Linked DNA regions of Homo sapiens: region 2 is linked to region 1. The links are chromatin loops, found by intact Hi-C in ENCODE. Cell type or tissue: PC-9. All regions are shown on one strand. Each heading gives the region's core, and the rest is flanking DNA. Links, peaks and the distances in the headings are about the cores only. Region 1 overlaps AP1S3 (adaptor related protein complex 1 subunit sigma 3). Region 2 has its middle 97 kb from the start of SCG2.

Region 1 (10,230 bases), core at 994-8,993:
ATAGGTATTTATGTGCCATGGTGGTTTGCTGCACTCATCAACCTGCCATCTACATTAGGTATTTTGCCCCCCACCCCCCAACACACTCCGGTGTGTGATGTTCCCCTCCCTGTGTCCATGTGTTCTCATTGTTCAACTCCTACTTATGAGTGAGAACATGCCGTGTTTGGTTTTCTATTCTTGTAGTAGTTTGCTGAGAATGATGGTTTCCATCTTCATCTGTGTCCCTGCAAAGGACATGAACTCATCTTTTTTTATGGCTGCATAGTATTCCATGGTGTATATGTCCCACATTTTATTTATCCAGTCTATCATTGATGGGCATTTGGGTTGGTTCCAAGTCTTTGCTACTGTGAACAGTGCTGCAACAAACATACATGTGCATGTGTCTTTATAGTAGAATGATTTATAATCCTTTGGTATATACCCAGTAATGGGATTGCCGGGTCAAATGGTATTTCTGGCTCTAGATCCTTGAGGAATCACCACACTGTCTTCCACAATGGTTGAACTAATTTACACTCCCACCAACAGTGTAAAAGCATTCCTATTTCTCCACATCCTCTCCAGCATCTGTTGTTTCCTGACTTTTTAATGATCGCCATTCTAACTGGCATGAGATGGTATCTCATTGTAGTTTTTGATTTGCATTTTTCTAATGACTAGTGACAAAAGCTAAAATAGACAAATGGGATCCAATTAAACTAAAGAGCTTCTGCACAGCAAAAGAAAGTATCATCAGAGTGAACAGGCAACCAACAGAATGGGAGAAAACTTTTGCAATCTATCCATCTGACAAAGGGCTAATATCCAGAATCTACAAAGAACTTAAACAAATGTACAAGAAAAAAAACAACCCCATCAAAAAGTGGGCGAAGGATATGAACAGACGCTTCTCAAAAGAAGACATTTATGCAGTCTGGAGACTCAATGAGCAGAGTTTCAGGAGAACAGCTTCAGTTGGGTGGGTGGGGTATGGTATGGAAAGAGAAGGTGTCAGTGAGTAGAGGAATAAGTAGGGAGTAAGACAGCAAGGATGGTGTGTGAGTACGGGAAATGAGCTTTATTTGGATGATGGGAGTGATCTTGCCATACTTGCTACACTTAAATAAACACCAAAATCTATCAGACTCTGCTTTGATCCGCGCCAGGGATTCTGGATGTGAAATCCCGCAGTCCGGCGGCCTCAGCATCACCTGGGAACCTGTTAAAAGTGCAGATTCTCAGTTCTCATCTAGACCTCCTGAGTCATAAACTCTGGGGGTGGGCTGTAGCACCAGTGTGTTTTAATGAGCCTTTGGAATGAGTTTGAGAACCACTGGCTGTGACATAATTTTGAGAAAAATTAGCACAGTTGAGCTAATTTTCCTCTGAAGAATTAGTTTCTGAGAGAGTTCTAAAGCTAGAAGCCAAGATTTACAGAGCAGAGAGCAGGAGAAACAAAGCTCTGCCCTCCTTCCTGGAATGCAGCTGGGGCTCAGTTTTCTTGGTGCAGATAGGAAGAGGAGCCGAGTGGCCTCATTCCCTTACTGAGCCTCAAATTTCCTGTTGTAACACAAAACATTATTATCTAAGGATGTGCTTTGCTTTAATAGAATGTAGCATTCCATTTATTAAAGGCCTGACATTCCCTGTTCTTTTTTTCTGTCCTTAAAATGCCATCTGATATTTTTATTTTTGGTACGCCACATGAGTGCAAACTGAAAAAGCTCGAGATTCGGGCAGATGTTTCCCCTGATACAACTGCAAGTTTATCAAAACGTTTGTTTTTGTCCCACCAGGTCTGTGAGCTGGATATTATCTTTAATTTTGAAAAGGCTTATTTCATCCTGGACGAGTTTATAATAGGTGGGGAAATTCAGGAAACATCCAAGAAAATTGCTGTCAAAGCCATTGAAGACTCTGATATGTTACAGGAGGTCAGTACGGTTTCCCAAACCATGGGAGAAAGATGATGATGATGATGATGATGGTGTTAATAATTATAATATTAACCAGACTTACTGAGTACTTACTCTGTGCTGGGTACAGTTTCTAAACTATTTATATGTATTAGCTTATTTAATCCTCACAACAACTCGAAAAAGTAGGTGGTATTGTTACTCCCACTTTACAGATGAGTAAACTGAGACACCAAGAGGTTAAATGACCTGCTCAATTTCACACAGGAAGTGTGGAATTCCTCTATTCCACTAGGAAGTGTGGCATAGAGATTTGAACCCAGGCAATTGGGCTTTAGAGTCTTTGCTCTTCACATTTGGATGAGCTTTGGAGTGCAAGAGTCCTTCACTGCCAAAAAGGTATCAAATACTTAGTGCTATTCTTTTCAAGAATAATTTTATGAGATGTATAAAAAGACTTTCATTAAAATACCTATGCTTCCCTGGGAAAGGAGAATAGCAGTACATTGTTATTTTGTTTGCCAGAGATATTAAAGCTTTATTATTGAGCATGGCATTTATCATTTTAATTAAAATTTCTTACACCTTTTGGGAAGGCTGTATGTGTGCTCCTGCTTGCATAAAGAAATTGGGAACACTGTGGTTTGCTTGCCAAGGTATAAATGGGCCCAGAAGCATCCATTTTGTACTGCCCTGGACTCTGGGATTTCTATATAAAATAAAGTGGGAATGTTCTTTTAGAAGCCGCACAGATTTGCATCATACCTCCTCAGGGAACTTACCTACATCAGCCCCTCCATTCCTCCCAGGACACTGTGAGAAAGAGCACTTCACCCCACTGACCTCTGCCCTCCCAAATGAGATGCTCTGAGGGGCTGGGTTCCATCCCAGACCTGCCACCCCTAGATTCTTCTTCCCACAGCCTCAGTGGGTCTTCCCATCTTCCTATTTTCAAATAAGTAGGTCAAGAGGATCCAGAGCATTGTAAAGCACCTTTTTAAAATCAGCATTTGGCCGGATGCGGTGGCTCACTCCTGTAATCCCAGCACTTTGGGAGGCCGAGGCAGGCAGATCACTTGAGGCTAGGAGTTCAAGACCAGCCTGGCCAATGTGGTGAAACCCCATCTCTACTAACAACACAAAAATTAGCCGGGCATGGGGATGTGTGCCTGTAATCCCAGCTACTTGGGAGGCTGAGGCAGTAGAACCACTGGAACCCGGGAGGCGGAGGTTGCAGTGAGCTGAGATAGCACCACAGCACCACCTGGGTGACAGAGCGAGACTCCATCTCAAAATAAATAAATAAATAAATAAGTAAAACTGGCATTAAAGCTACTTTTTTCCTGCTATTTGGAAGAGGGTGATTAAATTAACAAAACACCATTAGGTGTGAATTCCCAGCAACTGTTTTGGTGCATCTTTAGGCTGATTACTTGCTCCTGCCCAGCCAGAGCATCAGTCCTCTGGTGAATGGATGTGGAGGAAAACATCTATTTGAGTGGGTGCCGTAAGCAGCTGCGTGTGCCTATTAGAAGGCCAATGCATTCATTACCAGAGGTGTCTGACCTCAAAAAGTGCATCTAAACTCTCTGATGTTGATTTGGCTGTCTCCAAATGCCACAGGGAGGAAAACTTTACAAGGTATTTGAGAAATCAGTGGTTTGGAAATTTCACAAAACAGTGTTTCATAAAATACTCTGGGAGTTGGGGGCAGGTGGAGGGGGTGGAGGTTTTTTTTTAACTTCAGGACCTCAGGGTCCTGACTGTGGAGTCTCCTTACAGGAGAAACAGAGTTTTTAACGGAGTCTTTGGCACTTCAGTAATTAAAGCTGAATTGGGGGCCAAGACACACCTGGGTTAATTTGAAATCCTCTCAAATTAGGAAATGTTTTAAAAAGGTTGTCATAAATCTGGTGTTGCTGGTTCCATTTAAATCTAGGAAGTAAGTGTTTCAAGAGTGAGCTCTTTCACAATTAAATGCTAATTGGTGAATGAGTGGAGGGGCTTGATGGGTAGGTCTCAGGGGACCTTGCATTTAGCCCTGGTGTCCCTATGGTGAGCAGGCAATGTCATGGCCACCCTCTCAGTCTCTTCTGTTGCGCTAACAACACTTGCCAAATACAGAGAGTGTTATTAGTGTTCTCTTGGGCTCTGGTATTCAGTGAAGTCAGTAAATATTCTGGGGAGCTTGTTGAAGAATTGACTTTGCATATCTTGCCTGCTTAAGAGGTTTCAACTGGATAGGAGCCAGTAGTATACTTGCATAAAGGAAAATAATTACTGCTTTTTTTTTTTTCCTGTCCTTTGGACCCAATCATATATTTGTAGTTACTGAAGGTTAAGGGAGGCCTTTGTGACATTGCTTTAGCTGTGAGAACAGCTGTCAATCTTCAGTAGCCCCTAAGACTTTTCTCTAGCTCCTACTTAATAACAGTTTCTTAGAATAATAACTTTTAAAAAGCTACACCTGCCTGCGGATTTAGTAAGAAGACATAGCCTCAAATCTCCAAATGCTCAAAGCTTATTCTGAGCGTGTGGTGGCTAGATGTTGATAAGAGGAAAAGAAAGGAACTGTTTACTTGGTTGGGAATACTTATTTGGGGGTAACAACAATGTGGACAATGGCACAAAGTTATTAGAAGGAAAATTAAACCCTCTGTCTGGGCGTGGTGGCTCACGTCTGTAAGCCCAACACTTTGGGAGGCCGAGGTGGGCGGATCACTTGAGGCCACGAGTTCGAGGCCAGCCTAGCCAACATGGCAAAATCCCATCCCTACTAAAAATACAAAAATTAGCCAGGTGTGGTGGTACACATCTGTAACCCCAGCTACTTGGGAGGCTGAGGCAGGAGATTTGCTTGAACCCAGAAGGCAGAGATTGCAGTGAGCCGAGATTCCACCACTGCACTCCAGCCTGGGTGACAGAGCAAGACTCCATCTCAAAAAAAAAAAAAAAAAAAAAATTGCTGGGCACAATGGCTCATGCCTATAATCCCAGCACTTTGGGCCGAGGCAGGTGGATCACGAGGTCAGGTGTTCAAGACCAGCCTGGCCAAGATGGTGAAACTCCGTCTCTACTAAAAATACAAAAATTAGCCAGGTGCAGTGGTGGGCTCCTGTAATCCCAGCTACTCAGGAGGCTGAGGCAGGAGAATCGCTTGAACCCAGGGGGCGGAGGTTGCAGTGAGCCGAGATCATGCCACTGCACTCTAGCCTGGGCGGCAGAGTGAGACTCTGTCTCAAAAAAGAAAAGAAAATGAAACTCTCAAAGGCGATAGTGGTCATTAACCACAGGACTTGCAATAGGTAGGAGCGACAAACAGTAGATATTTTACCCCAACTAACAGCCTGCCAAGAAGGGAGGCTCAAGGCCAGATGCGATGGCTCATGCCTGTATTCCCAGCACTTTGGGAGTCCCAGGCAGGAAGACTGCTTAAGTCAAGAGTTTGAGATCAGCCTAGGCAACATAGTGAGAACCTTGTCTCTACAGAAAAATGATAAAATTAGCCAGGTGTGGTGGTGTGCACCTGTAATCCCAGCTACTCAGAAGGCTGATGCGGAAGGACCGCTTGAGCCCAGGAGTTTTGAGACCAGCCTAGGCAACATAGTGAGAACCTTGTCTCTACAAAAAGTAATAAAATTAGCCAGGCATGGTGGTGTACACCTGTAATTCCAGCTACTCGGAAGGCTAAGGTGAAAGGATCACTTGAGCCCGAGAGGTCAAGGCTGCAGTGAGCGGTAATCGCACCACTGCACTTCAGCCTGGGTGACAGAGTGAGACCCTGTCTCAAAAAAAAGAAGGGGAGGGTCAGATTGTATCTCATGAGCAATAGGATTCTATGTGCCCTCGTGTGGATGCAGGCGAAACTGCTAGGTGCACCCTAACACTGTCACCCTTAAAAGCGTAAACCATGTTAACAGCTAGGCCAAACCACAATGCAGTAGGAAGTCATAACATACACTGTGCTATATGCATAAGAAACACAGCAGAGCTAGATGTATCCAGAAGAGGACCCAAGATACAGACTCCAGCTCCTGTCTTGAGAAGGTAAGAGCAACTAAGGTTCTGCCAGCTCTAAAAGTCTGCCCCAAACCTTTAAAGTGGCAAGCTCAAGAAAATGCCAACTTTTACCTTATTGGTTTACATAGCTTGAGTAACCAGCCTGGCTCGGCTCAGACAGGGCAGCCAGTGTGGTGTTTAGCAGACTGAGTCATCTGGTGATGTGAGCAGTGCCAATGACTAGAGGCCACTGAACCACAAAGACAGGAAAGTGTCAACTCCAGGCCCCTCCCGAGGCTACAGGCAGGGCCTAGCAATGCTCTCATCTGGTCATGGGTTTTTGTCCACTTTGCAAAAATAAGATATTTTAACTGCAAAAAGTACGTAGCCATACAATATAATATATGATAGAGGAGTGTCAAGCAATTAATTCGTGAAAATAACATGCAACCATTTTTTATTTTGTGATATTTGTCATCTTCAAAATTCACAATCTGTGGTCGTTTCTTTTCTCATTCTAAGTACACTTTATACCTGATTTTGTATTTGTAACTTTGTATTCCCATGTAAATGGTGTAAACTCTAGATTCCATAAAACCAGCATGGCCCAATGGCCTGTATGATCCCTCTGCTAAGTTAAAAGACCCCACGGGCAGCATCTGTAGAGGGGTAGATGGGTATGGGGCTGTCTTGGCCAATGCCCACTTAGGAGGTGAGAGCTTTGTTGAGTAAATGTGGATGACTGAATACAAATGTTTTCTGGCAGAACTCTGGAATTCTAGATAGAGTTGGTGAAAACCAGTTAGAAAACCTCTTTTGAAGGTAAGGGCAGATTTCTAGCCCTAGTATCTCCTGAGCAATCTTGCTCGGCCAGTAGCCTTGGTATCTTCAGCCCATGTCAGTCAGCGTATTTCCTGGCAGGTTCACATGAATCATATACCCTGGAGTTTAAGCTTAAGAACAAGTTGAACTTGGATTGCTAAATGAGCAGATCGTGACTCAAACGAAAGAGGCAGGTGATTTTTTGTCCTCTCGAGCTTTCTTATTGATTCAACTTGGGGCCCTGGTGTGACACAAATATATATGTTTAAAGTAGGAGAGTGTGCAAGAGAAAGCCCATCTGTCTTGCATGGTATAGAACCTGGAACATCACTGTTAACTTTGAACTCTACCTGTAATTGTGAGTCTGTTCAAACATTTTTTTTTAAATGCTGAAAAAAAATATTATGGCTTTGGGGCATGTTAGCAAACTTAGTAACTGATGGACAGTATGAAAAGAATGAGATCATGTCCTTTGCAGGGACGTGGATGGAGCTGGAGGCCATCATTCTGAGCAAACTAGTGCAGGGACAGAAAACCAAATGCCACATGTTCTCACTTAAAAGTGGGAGCTAAATGATGAGAACACACGGACACATAGAAGGGAACAACACACACTGGAGCCTTTCAGAGGGTGGAGGGTGGGAGGAGGGAGAGGATCAGGAAAAATGACTCATGGGTCCTAGGCTTAATACCTGGATGATGAAATCATCTGTATAACAAATCCCCATGATACACGTTTACCTCTATAACAAACCTGCACATGTATCTCTGAACTTAAAAGTTAAAAAGAAACATAATTTGTATACTTTGGGAGGAAGCCTTTGAAAACATATGGCAGAAACTATACATTTTTTCCTGTGAACCTTGTAGAGAAGTAAAGAAATTCTTAAGAATTTTGGTCTGTTTATCTTTTTTGTCTTGACAATATGTATAATAAAGATGCTCTGCACAATATAGGTAACGATACATATGTTATACAGACGTAATTCAGAATTCTCTAATACACGTACCTGGATGTGGTCCTCCTGATCATTTTAGCAAACGTGTTTATCTTAAGTCAACAGTGATATCTTGGCAACTTTGCTTTAGCATTTCAATCTCTCTCTCTCTCTCTTTTTTTTTTTTGTTTTTGAGACGGAGTCTCACTCTGTCACCCAGGCTGGAGTGCAGTGGTGCAATCTTGGCTCACTTCAACCTCCGCCTCCCGGTTCAAGCAATTCTCCTGCCTCAGCTTCCCGAGTAGCTGGGAATACAGGTGCATGCCACCACACTCGGGTAATTTTTGTATTTTTCATCGAGATGGGGTTTTGTCATGTTGGCCAGGCTGGCCTCAGGTGATCTGCCCACCTCAGCCTCCCAAAGTGCTGGTATTACAGGCGTGAGCACCACACTGGCCAAGCATTTCTCTTATCAGACATTCACTTTATGATCAAGCTTAACTTTTTCTCAGTTGAAAGTTACTTAATTCCAGCCCCATATGGATGTGTATACAAATTATACTCAAACTTTGATTAGAATGCAAAGATTTTATATCCATGTATCCTTTTGACAACTTGTTTTCAACAATGGCAAATAAATAAAAGAATGCAGAAGATTTCACAGTCTGCGGAAGGCTGTGACTTAAAGGGAAAATTGTTCTAATTTATTGTTCGCTTTCAGACAATGGAAGAATACATGAACAAGCCTACATTTTAACTGGAAATCTACTTGAAGACTCCAGCACTACATGTTATGAAGCTGTAAATAAGCAACGCCTCCCATCCGGTTTTTTGATGGAGCCTCAGGCACCATGCCAAAAATAATTTAAAGGGATTCTTTGTTAACTAACAAAGTTAAAGTTGTTTAACATATTTATAATTACTATGTGTCTGTATTATTAAAAAAAATTATGTGTCTGTGTTATACTGTATAGGTACTTGTAGCTCTAAATGTTTAAAGTAACTACCACCTAACCCAACAGACAATATTTGTAATGTATTAACTCCATGTTATGTTTTTAAGCTGGTTTAGATACATTAGCTGCAATTTTTTTTGCATTTGACACAATATTGTAATAATCCATGATTTTGAATGTAAAGTATATATGATGTCATTAATACTTTTTCTAAATGTTTAGTTTTCTAAATTGTATAATAATTCAAAATTATGTTAATAGTGCAGAGTTTATATGTAATGCTAGACATTTTTCATACACTTAATAGTACTGTAACTGCAATTCACATACAAAATGTCTGATTTTAATGTGCTGAATTCATTTATTTTTTTTAGAATTGGGATTATGAAAATAACCAAAGAGTATAGAACTTAATAAGTGTTTTTGATGCCTTAGAAGCTGCTATCTTGACTGAGGTTTTAATTTATCTTTTAATTGAATATAAGGGACATTCCAATAAGGTTTTCTATGAACTATATATTTATTAAGGTTTATAGAGACCTAGAGATACAGCATCTATGACTTCCTTTATTATTCTAAAATAGTATGATAAGAATTAATAGCAATAATAATTATTGCTACTATTTTTTAAAATTCACGTTCCAAGCACTCTTAGATGCTGGAAATTTCATTTCAAATATGTTTTAATGTATCTCTAATGCATTTGAAGACTTATTACATGGCTTACTTAGAGCATTTAAGATTATCACAGCCTATATGGTAGATTCCTTTCCTTCTTTTTTCTTTTCTTACCCTTTCCTCCCCAAAGAAAAGATTTGCTGCTGACCATTATTACTGTAAGTATATCACATTTGTGCTTCCTGGAATGAAAATTCTGTATAACCAGGTCCTAACAGTGATCAGACATATTACAGGGAAATAGCTTGTAGGCCGGGAGTGGTGGCTTACACCTGTAATCCCAGCACTTTGGGAGGCCGAGGCAGGTGGATCACTTGAGGTCAGGAGTTCGAGAGCAGCCTGGCCAATATGATGAAACCCCATCTCTACTAAAAATACAAAAATTAGGCCGGGTACAGTGGCTCATGCCTATAATTCCAGCACTTTGGGAGGCAGAGGTGGGCGGATCACAAGGTCAAGAGATCAAGACCATCCTCGCCAACAAGGTGAAACCCCACCTCTATTAAAAATACAAAAATTAGCCGGGAGTGGTGGTGCGTGCCTGTAGTCCCAGCTACTTGGGAGGCTGAGGCAGGAGAATCGCTTGAACCTGGGAGGCAGAAGTTGCAGTGAGCTGAGATTGTGCCACTGCACTCCAGCCTGGGCGACAGAGCGAGACTTCGTCTCAAACAAACAAAAAAATTAGCCGGGCATGGTGGCAGGTGCCTGTAATCCCAGCTACTCAGGGGGCTGAGGCAGGGGAATGGCTTGAACCCAGGAGGCAGAGGTTGCAGTGAGCCAAGGTCATACCAGTGCACTCCAGGCGGGTGACAGAGCAAGACTGCGTCTCAAGAAAAAAAAAAAAAAAAAGAAAAAGTAAAAGCTTGTAGTATTCTGTCTTGCTGCCTGCTATTTGATGTTTTACCTGTGCATTTTCAATGTTAGCTTTGAGGTCTG
Region 2 (10,230 bases), core at 1,186-9,185, 63 kb after region 1:
TCTTGGACCTACTGGACCAGAAACAAGCCCTATTTTATTTTCTACCTGCCGAAAAGAACTATACATTTTGCTAACACCTCCAGGTGATGATGGTTGATCAAATATTGTAAATAAACATAAATATATTCAATGTTTGATCTTGCATATTGAAACTAATTCTTCTCTCTTTTTCTAATTATACTTTCTAATTATACATAAGACAATAGTTGATGGTAGAAAGTATGAGTGACATGGGTCAAAATATCTACGTACCAGGTTCAAATATGTCTCTCATTAAATTTATGACCTTGATCAAGTTGCTTAAACTCTCTGATCCTCAATTTCTCCATCAGTGAGATTGAGACTAAAAACATTGAATCATAGTTTGTACAAAGAAGTGCTGGGTAAGATGGTATGTTTGTGGAATCTTTTTTATTTTATTTATTTATTTAGTTAGTTTTTTTTTTTTTAGAGACAGTCTTGCTCTATCCCCCTGAAGTGCAGTGGTGCGATCTCAGTTCACTGCAACCTCTGCCTCCCAAGTTCAAGTGATTTTCATGCCTCGGCCTCCCCAGTAGCTGGGACTACAGGTGCCTCTCACCACGCCTAGATAATTTTTGTATTTTTAGTAGAGACAGGATTTCGCCATGTTGGCCAGGCTGGTCTTGAACTCCTGACCTCAAGTGATCTGCCTGCCTTGATCTCCCAAAGTGTTGGGATTACAGGCATGAGCCACTGCACCCAGCCTGTTTGTAGAATCTTATACAGATTTTGGCTCCTAGTATTATTTCTTGGATTACATATAACATTTTGTATTGTAATAAAAGGAAGAACTCTAAAATTTGACCAGTGTTAATAGGTACGAATGGAGAGCCACAAAATTAAAAACGCAGAGCTTTATCTCACAGGCACATACACATCCACTCCAGATATATTAAACAATTGTATTAGTATGCTAAAATAATAAAACAGTAGGGAAATATTTTTATAAATATTGAAATGGGGAAGACCTTCCCAGGAAAAGCCTCAAACACAGAAACCATAAAGGGAAATATTGATGTATTTGAATACATACAATTTTTAAATTTTAGAATCATAAAATATACCATGAACATAGTTAAAAGACTTTGAGAAAACTGGAGAAAATATTTGCAGATGGAGACAGAGAATGAACACCCACGAAATAGAAGGTGCTATTAAAAATCAGTGAGAGAAGAAAAATAACCCAATACAAAAAATGAAGAAAGGATTTGAACAGAATCCCACTGCACCAAATGTCTAATAATAATGATCATAAAAAGATGCTTAATTCACTCACAAATAGAAATACAAATTAAACTGAATTATCATGTTTCACCCAAACTAGTGAAAACATAAGCGTTGATAGTATTTAGTATTTAGATGTGGGGAAAGGTCTTATACTGTGTGGGAATGTGAGTTGGTATGGGAAATTGGTAAATTTCCCAAATGGTAAATTGAGGGAACTTTGTCAGTTACTGGTAAAATTTAAAATGTGCATGCTCTCTAAAGAACAATTTTTTTTTTCTTTGAGATGGAGTCTTGCTCTGTTGCCCAGGCTGGAGTGCAGTGGTGTGATCTTGGCTTACTGCAAGCTTGGCCTCCTGGGTTCACGCCATTCTCCTGCCTCAGCCTCCCGAGTAGCTGGGACTACAGGCGCCTGCCACCACGCCCGGCTAATTGTTTTGTGCTTTTTAGTAGAGACGGGGTTTCACTGTGTTAGCCAGGATGGTCTCAATCTCTTGACCTCATGATCTGCCTGCCTTGGCCTCCCAAAGTGCTGAGATTACAGGCGTGAGCCACCGCACCCTGCCTAAGGAACAATTTTACTTTTAGAAATCTTCCCTTCAGAAATACATAAAATAAAAATAGTAATCACTACCTTAATAATAACTTCCATTTCTTGAACACTTGATGCGAGTCACGGTACTGTGTACTTTGCATGCTATCTCATTCAAATCTCATGACAATCTTGAGAGACACTGAGAGGGAGACAGAAGACAAACCAAAGCATAAGTATAGTGATAAAATAAGTAATTTTTGTGTGTGCATACTTTAATTCTTAAATTGCTATCAAGAATGCATATTGTTATTAGCCGGGTGTGGTGGCAGGTGCTTGTAATCCCAGTTACTCAGGAAGCTGAGGCAGGAGAATAGCTTGAACCTAGGAGGCGGAGGTTGCAGTGAGCCAAGGTCACACCCCTGTACTCCAGCCTGGGTGATAGACCGAGACTCTGTATCAAAAAAAAAAAAAAATGCATCTCGCTTTTGTGATTATGTATATTAATTGTTATATAATAAAAGAATATTATGGAAAATGAAATTCATAAAGAACAAATGTGTTAAATACCATTTTGATTTTAACAATGGATGGAATATGTTGGGAGATACCCAAGGACAATACAAGTTCAAACTTTGGATAAGTTACTATGTTATTGGGAAGAGAAGATGAAATGTTTTGAACAACCTGAGACAATTTATACCAATTGCTAAATCATCTGGTGTATATAGCTTGTTGCCATAGCAATCCAGAGTAGGGAGCCCAGTATATACTTGTTTCTGTGACAGGCAGTCTCTAATTCTTGCTACCCTGAATTTCTCTGGTTGATATATCTGATGCTGCCCATATAGTCTCATTCCATTTGTCTGCTTGAGCAGCTGACTCGTCAGTTTCTTCTGGTTTAAATTTAAATCTGTATTGTTCCTTTCCAATTAAGATCACCACCTAGAGTAACTGCTGACTACATGGAGATTATAGAAAAAAGTGGTGCTTTTAACTGTAAGGTTTTCTGACCCCATTTCTAGAAATACACTTCATCAATAAGTAGAACTTTCCTTTATTGTCTATAAATGGCAGTACAACATACTGGTTAAGAGCACAGACTCTGAACTAGACTTGAAATACTGGCAGCGCCACTTTCCAGCTGTGTGACATTGGCAATTTACTTAACCTCTGACTTTTAATCTCTTCATTCTTAATATGGAGATAATAATAATGGTATCCTCAGGCCGTGTGCAGTGGCTCACGCCTATAATCCCAGCTCTTTGGGAGGTGGAGGGGGGAGGATCACCTGAGGTCAGGAGTTTGAGACCAGCCTGGCCAACATGGTGAAACCCTGTCTCCACTAATAATACAAAAATTAGCCTGGCATGGTGGCACGGACCTGTAACCCTAGTTACTTGGGAGGCTGAGGCAGGAGAATTGCTTGGTGCCACTGCACTCCAGCCTGGGCGACAGAGTGAGACCCTGTCTCAAAATAAATAAAAATAAATAGATAAATAAATAAATAAAACAATGGCACTCTTATGTGGTTGAAGATTGAGTCCATATATGTAAGGTACCTTAAATGACAATGTATCTGGCACATGGTAAATGTTCTATAAGTACTTACTACTAGAAATAGGCACCTTAATTAAATATTTCTACCTCTTTTGTTTTATTTTATTTTATTTTATTTTTTTTTGAGACAGAGTCTTGCTATGTCACCCAGGCTGGAGTGCAGTGGCATGATCTCAGCTCACTGCAACCTCTGCCTCTTGGGTTCAAGCAATTCTCCTGCCTCAGCCTCCCGAGTAGCTGGTACTACAGGCGCCCGCCATCACATCCGGCTAATTTCTGTATTTTTAGTAGAGATGAGGTTTTGCCATGTTGGCCAGGCTGGTCTTGAACTCCTGATCTCAGGTGATCCACCCACCTTGGCCCCCCAAAGTGCTGGGATTACAGGCATAAGCCACGGCGCCCAGCCAATATTTCTACCTTTTGGGGTTGCTTCCTCATCATGGAATTAATACTTGCTTATGGAGGCTGTTTCCTCTTTATAAACAGTACCCCTCACTTGTAGCTCCATTCTGAAAAATTCTGACAGATAATTCAGCAGACTAAACGATCAAATCACCCTGGCACGTTCCCCTCAGCTGGGCTCTGCAGGGCAGCTAAGATTGGGCACTGATGTTCCTGGCTTCAGTCCTACCCGGGTTATGCAGCTACGGCTTCATACATACACCAGTTGCACTAACTTGGGATGAAAATTAAGTTAAAACCAGTAGAAAATTTCATCCTATGTTTTGGTGGTAAAAGAAGCAAATGAACAAATGAATAGAGGCTGCCAAACAGTTGTCTCACCAACTGTTCCGACTAGCTAACAAGATTAGCTAGGTCATACCTAGTCGTAAAAGAATACTATAAGAACTCAGAAATTCGACATATTTCTACTACTTGCTTGTCATGTAGATAAACAGATTAAAAGAACCATAAAAAAACAAAGAGAAAATAATAGTAGGATTAGAGAGCATGTTATCATCTCATGGGCTCACTTGGCCTTAGAAAGAGGTGTTTATCCATCATGAATATGAATCCAGGGGTCTGAATGGATATAAGAGAACCAAATGTAACAGAAATTTAATATCATTTTTTCCCCTGAGATGAAACATTTTACATTTTCCAGTTTATTAGATAAAATTACTAAACATGTTCTAGACCCTGGAGTTGTAGATTTTATGATGTTGGCTGCTGTGGAGTGGCCATGACTGGTTTTTCAAATTGTTAATTTGATTTCTTTTTAATACATATGGATTTACGTGACCCATGGCAAGAGATTGTAGATTATTTCATTGTATTTATGAGTTTCCTGTAATTTTAGCAAGTTCCATTGTCAATGCAGATGTTTACTCAAAAGAAGAAGAAGAAGAATAAAATCTAAAACCAAGAAAATGCTTTTGAGAATGAATTTCACTATAAGTTTGAATTCAAAGTCATGGAGTTGAGAAATGTATTTTATGTTGGAAAATAAAGATCTCAATAATAGACATAGCATTCACTAACTTCACTTCTCCATTTTCAATAAACAATGTCAGATTGGCTGAGTGTGATGCTGAAGCTCAAACAACTAAATACACCATCTTATGACTCATTTCCTTTAGTGAGTCACTGAGTCATAACACGTCTTTGTTCATTCAGTTCTACGCAAAAGGTCTCAATAAACTCCAAAGTACCTTATGTTCTTTGTGACTAGGTAGGGAGGTATATAATGACATTCCCATTTTCTTTATTCTTTTCTTTTTTTTTTTGAGATGGAGTCTCACTCTGTCTCCAGGCTGGAGTGCAGTGGCCCGATCTCGGCTTGCTGCAACCTCCGCCTCCTGGGTTCAAGTGATTCTTCTGCCTCAGACTCCCGAGTAGCTGGTATTACAGCCATGTGCCACCATGCCCAGCTAATTTTTGTATTTTTAGTAGAGATGGGGTTTCACCATGTTGGCCAGGATTGTCTCGATCTCTTGAGCTCGTGATCTGCCCGCCTTGGCCTCCCAAAGTGTTGGGATTACAGGCGTGAGCCACAACGCCCAGCCCCCATTTTCTTTTAAATATATATTAAGTAACTTTGATGGGCAGCCCATAAAATACCATTAAATGTTGACTAGATAGTTTGGGTGGTACAACTTCTCTTTTTTCTCACTTTCCTTTCTTATAAACTCTTTCTCCTTCAAACTCTTTCTAGCCTTCACATTAACTTTTCTGCCTCCAGTATAACCCAAGTAAACAAATCTTGGTTGGAACCAGTTTTGCCTATGCCTGAGATCAAGTTTTAAAATGGGGTCAAAAATATACTGCCTTTCAATGGTTACTTTCCTTTACTTACCTGACAATTACTTCACCTGCTTCCCAAATTCAGTTTCCAAATCAAAATAATAATTTTCTCCTCTGTGCTTGTGCTTGTTTGTCATGAGCAAAAACTGCCCCTTCATCAGAACGAATCCATTTGGAGGTAAGAAATAACCTCTGGGAAAGGATAAGCTCTGGGCCAAAATAGCTTCAGCCTTGGCTTGTTCCAAGAGTCTATACAAAGTCATTTTGGAGAATACATCCCAGAGTTTCTCCTTCTTTAGGACAGGGATGACATTATTTTGTGAACCTGTAAAATCCTTGAATGACAATCAGAAGCATAGCCAGGGGAAGATGAGGGAGGATATGTAGTTGTTCTCCTTAGCACATTGTTCAAATGTGGATTCTTTTTCAACAACACATTTCTGAAGAGTAACATGTGAATAGGTAAGGCTATGCTGAGAACATGTTAGAAAAAGCAAGACTGTGAGGTGGAGAGAAGGTAGTCATGGGGGTGAGGGGATATACTTATGTTGTTCTACCTACCAAGGACACAGATCGCTTGCCCTCAGCCCAGCCTGGCCCCAAGAATAGCTCCCCCTAAAGTTAGAATCTAGTTGTGCTTTAAATGACAACATGGTTGCACAAAGTCATAGATGATCTACTGCTCGTATCAGACAAGTGGAAATCTCTGCTCCCAAATGCAGGTGGTGAATCACCCCTGGAAGCTGCTATGTCAAAAAGAATGACCCTCCAGGCCCCAGACCCAAGTGGGTGCTCTGCTTTGTTCTTTGTCGGACAACTCCCATCGTCCTCCTGTGACTATTTTCTCTGCTTTTGTAAAATGCACTTTTGTGTGTGTGCTGGATAAAACCAGTCTCCCAGCTCCTCCTGAATGATTCCAGTATTGATGAGAAAGTGGTTTATTTCTAAACCCCAGAGGTCAGATCATAGCGTTCTCGAGACTGAGTCATAAAATCAAAGTTAAATGCGTTACCTGTTCCTTAATGAAAAGCATGGGTATGAGACCTCCCAGTAGTTCACATGATTCATGAGAAATAAATGAAAAGGACAGCCTTATGGAATAGTACCAATTCAAATGATCTTTCCTTCTCCTGGTAATTACAAGGCCTCAATCTCATTAAGGCCAACATATTCAATGAAGGAAGATCAGTTTCTATGGAGAGTCATTTCCTTTAAATAGATGAGCTAATAACTGGTACTAATGATAAACATCTTTTAGCTATGGAAATTATACTTTTCATTTAGTAGTTTTTTTCCAGTGTGCTACACTCTCTAACGTATCCAGTGTCTCAACGTGCTCATAAGGTTAGCAGCCATGTGGATAATCACCCTTGTTCTAGAGAGCAGGAGCCTGAGAAAAAGAAAAGTTGGAAAATATTATCTAGGGATGACATACATGGGATGGAAAGTGATAAAATATTAGGTCTGTGACTTTATAATTAAAATTCACCAAATTCTTTCAGAGCCTTTAAAAATAACACATTCTTTCTATTTGACATGTTGCCATTACCTCATGATGGCATTCACCAATAATTTCATCTTGCATCTGGAGATCCTAAGAATAGTTCTAAAAGGTAAAGGAGTTTCATTAATAATTAAATTTCATAATAAGAAACAGACTAAGATATTTCTTTCTTTCTCTCTTGGAAACAGATCAGCTTACAATGCTAAGTAAAATGTGGTCCAAAGATACAATCAGAACTACTATGCATAATTATAGTGTCTATGTTTGTCAAGTTCTGAAAATGTTTGAATGAGTCTGAAGAGTTTCAGTCTCTTCAAGAAGTATTTGTTCACTATAAAAATTCAGTTTGACTGCTAGCCAGGGTCATTTATCAGAAGTAATTTGTGAATAAAGTAATATGATTTGATATAAAAACACCAGAAGACTAGGCCATGCTTGCTTGGTGCTAAAGTATTTATGTGAGAAAGATTCTAGGGGAACCAAGGATGGAATCCACATTTTCTGTCAAGTTGAAAGTTCTTTCTGATTAGGTAAAATGAAATCTCACTGAACAGAGGGCTGAGTACTACCTTAGTCATAGTTTGAATGACTTTAAGTGGAGAGGAGAGGAAAGGACAAGATTTCCTTGTTTAATTGAGAGTTGCTGTTGACAATGGAGAGTTGTTTCTCCAGCTGTCGTCTACTACCTGGGGTTATTGACCTTGGCTGCTCATCAGTCATCTGGGAAGCTTTTAAAAACAGATGTCTGAGCCTCACCTAGATCTATTGAATCAGAATTTCTGGATTCTAGATCTATTGAATCAGAGTTTAATCTGTAATTTGGAAAGCTCCAGTGGTTATTAGGAAGGGTAGCCTGACTTTAGAACGGATGTGCTAAACTTTTGTGGATGAGTGTGGGCAGCGGCCTACTGCTCTCTCCCCTTAGCCTTCAGTCCTAGGACATCTGAGTCTATGTGTTCTGAAACACTGGGTTTTCTCTGTGAACAGTTAAAAATCCTTCATGTTAAGGGTCCACAGCTTTCCCACTCCCCTGTTCTCTGCTTAGCTTCTTCCTGCTTCGTTCTCTTCTTAGAAGAGAAGGGGGAGAGTGCATTCTCTCTGGAGGGAAGGGAGAGCACTGGGGAGAGGAAAGAAGGACTCGAGGAACCTAGATGGTGGAGCAGGAGGACCTGGGTGAGACAGTTCTTTCTGGGATGGGGGTCTGGGGGCTGCAGAATGTGGGGTGTGGAATGAAAGGCTTCCACGATTAGACAGAGTGAAGTGGAGGTGGAGGTAGAGACTTGGGTACAACAGTTCATGCATTAGGCTTTGTAGACTAATCCTTGGACAATATTAAATATTTGAAAAGGAAGAAAAATGGAGACTTCAGTCATGCTTCTTTAAATGTGATTTCTCTCTGGAGTGGATAATGAGGAAGGTGGGATGCTTTATCAGTTAGAAATGCTGAAAGCATGTGTGGGCTTCTTAACAATATCAAAGATCCAGGTTTTTCCACTCTTTTACTCCATCAGCCTTAGCGTGTTGGCCTTTTGTGGCTATCCTTGCCCTTACACGGTCAGAAGAAGGCATCACAGCCGGTTTCAAGGCAGGAAGAAGAGGAAAACGGTAGCCAGGAACATGGAACTTGCAAAGTCCTTTTATGAAGAAACAAGATATTCTCAATCCCATTGGCAGACTACCCCTTTGAAGACTGGCTAAATTGGGTCCTGTTGCCCTTACCAGCTGTGAGGGAGCCTGCAAGAGGGAGTGTTGAGCTTTTCCAGCAGCTATAGCGGAAGGAAGGAAGGAAAGAAGGAAGGAAGGGGAGAAGGGCTAGAATTGCCTGTTGGGTAAGCTAACCAACAGTGCGTGCTATCAAGGGCTAGGCTGGGATGTCACAGCTTCATGGCCTTGCTCTGGAGTGACAGAAAGTGAGCTCCATCAAAAAAAACATGGAAACTACTGTTTCAGAACAGTGATTTTTGGGCCAGGCATGGTAGCTCATGCCTATAATCTCAGCACTTTGGGAAGCTGAGGTGGGAGGATCACTTGAGGCCAGGAGTTCGAGACCAGCCCGGCCAACATGGCAAAAACCTGTCTCTACTAAAAATACAAAAATTAGCCTGACTTGTGGCACACACCTGTAATCCCAGCTACTTGGGAGGCTGAGGCACAAGAATTGCTTGAACCTGGAAGGTAGAGGTTGCAGTGAGCTGTGATCATGCCACTGCACTCCAGTCTGGGTGACAGAGTGACAGCCTCCCCCTCCAAAAAAACAAAAAACAAAAACAAAAACAAAAAACCAAACAGAATACTGATTTTTAAGTTTTCAGTATCACTTGGAATGTATAGAAAGATGTCTGGGCCTCCATCCCACAGAGTTTGATTTAGTAGGTTTGGAGTAACACCTGGAGGTTTACATTGATTGATTGTTCATTAGAGACAGGGTCTTGCTCTGTTGCCCAGGCTGCAGTGCAGTGGAGTGATCACAGCTCACTGCAGCCTCAAACTCGTGGGCTCAGGTAATCCTCCCATCTCAGTCTCCCAAGTAGCTGAAACTATGGGCATGTGCCACCATACCTGGCTAATTTTTTGTAGAGATGGGGTTCTCACTGTGTTGCCTGGGCTGGTCGCGAACTCCTGGGCTCAAGTGATCCTCCCATTTCTGCCTCTGCCTCCCAAAGTGTTGGGATTGCAGGTGTGAGCCACCATGGCCAGGCATTTTACCCTTTTAGTAATCCTCTTAGATGATTCTGATGCAGCAGGACTGCGGCCCACTCATTCATAAAACTGGGAACACATTAGTTCAGTGGTTCTCAAACTTGCTGAATATTAGAATCACCAGGAGGTTTTAAAAATATCAATGGGCCCTTTTCCCAACTAATTAAATGAGAAAATCCGAGGTTGAGAGGTCAGCATCATTTAAGGCCTCCCAAGGTGATTTTAATATGCAGTCCGGGATGAGAATCATTGACAGACAGATTCTATTGACTAACAAGCTTCTTGCACAAACAGAGCAGCCAGGGACAGCTGGGGTAGCAGGAAGAAGGCACCAAATTCTCCATGCTGGCTCTTGGACATCTTTGAGAAGAGTGGATAGAGAGGAGAGAGTCAAACACACTCGCAAGCTTGGATAAGGTACGTAGCAACTGATGTGCAAGAAACA

The links. A loop is a pair of places that touch in the nucleus more often than their neighbours do. Peaks named below come from ENCODE experiments on the same cell type or tissue, not always from the same donor. Only the 100,000 strongest peaks of a DNase experiment are listed, where the experiment ranks them.
Region 2: it touches region 1 in a loop (5-fold over the local background); 10 of 110 quality-filtered maps call a loop at or near these places.

The regions. Positions count from the first base shown.
Region 1 is chr2:223,756,902-223,767,131 of GRCh38, reverse strand. It overlaps AP1S3 (adaptor related protein complex 1 subunit sigma 3), which reads left to right. Exons shown (of 5, transcript NM_001039569.2): 4 at 1,782-1,919; 5 at 8,382-10,230. The coding sequence ends at 8,417. Among named protein-coding and RNA genes, the nearest start is that of AP1S3, 76 kb to the left of the region's middle. RefSeq lists an enhancer at 5,034-5,403 and a silencer at 5,926-6,220. In PC-9, for the core only: CTCF peaks have their summits at 5,565, 5,765 and 7,207; DNase peaks (open chromatin) are centred at 6,101, 6,841, 7,421 and 7,791; H3K4me3 peaks cover 2,120 bases; H3K27ac peaks cover 5,646 bases.
Region 2 is chr2:223,694,392-223,704,621 of GRCh38, reverse strand. It overlaps the pseudogene MLXP1. Among named protein-coding and RNA genes, the nearest start is that of SCG2, 97 kb to the right of the region's middle. RefSeq lists enhancers at 4,696-4,990, 4,319-5,518, 6,168-7,367. In PC-9, for the core only: no CTCF peak of the experiment used is centred there; DNase peaks (open chromatin) are centred at 4,901 and 7,721; H3K27ac peaks cover 3,567 bases.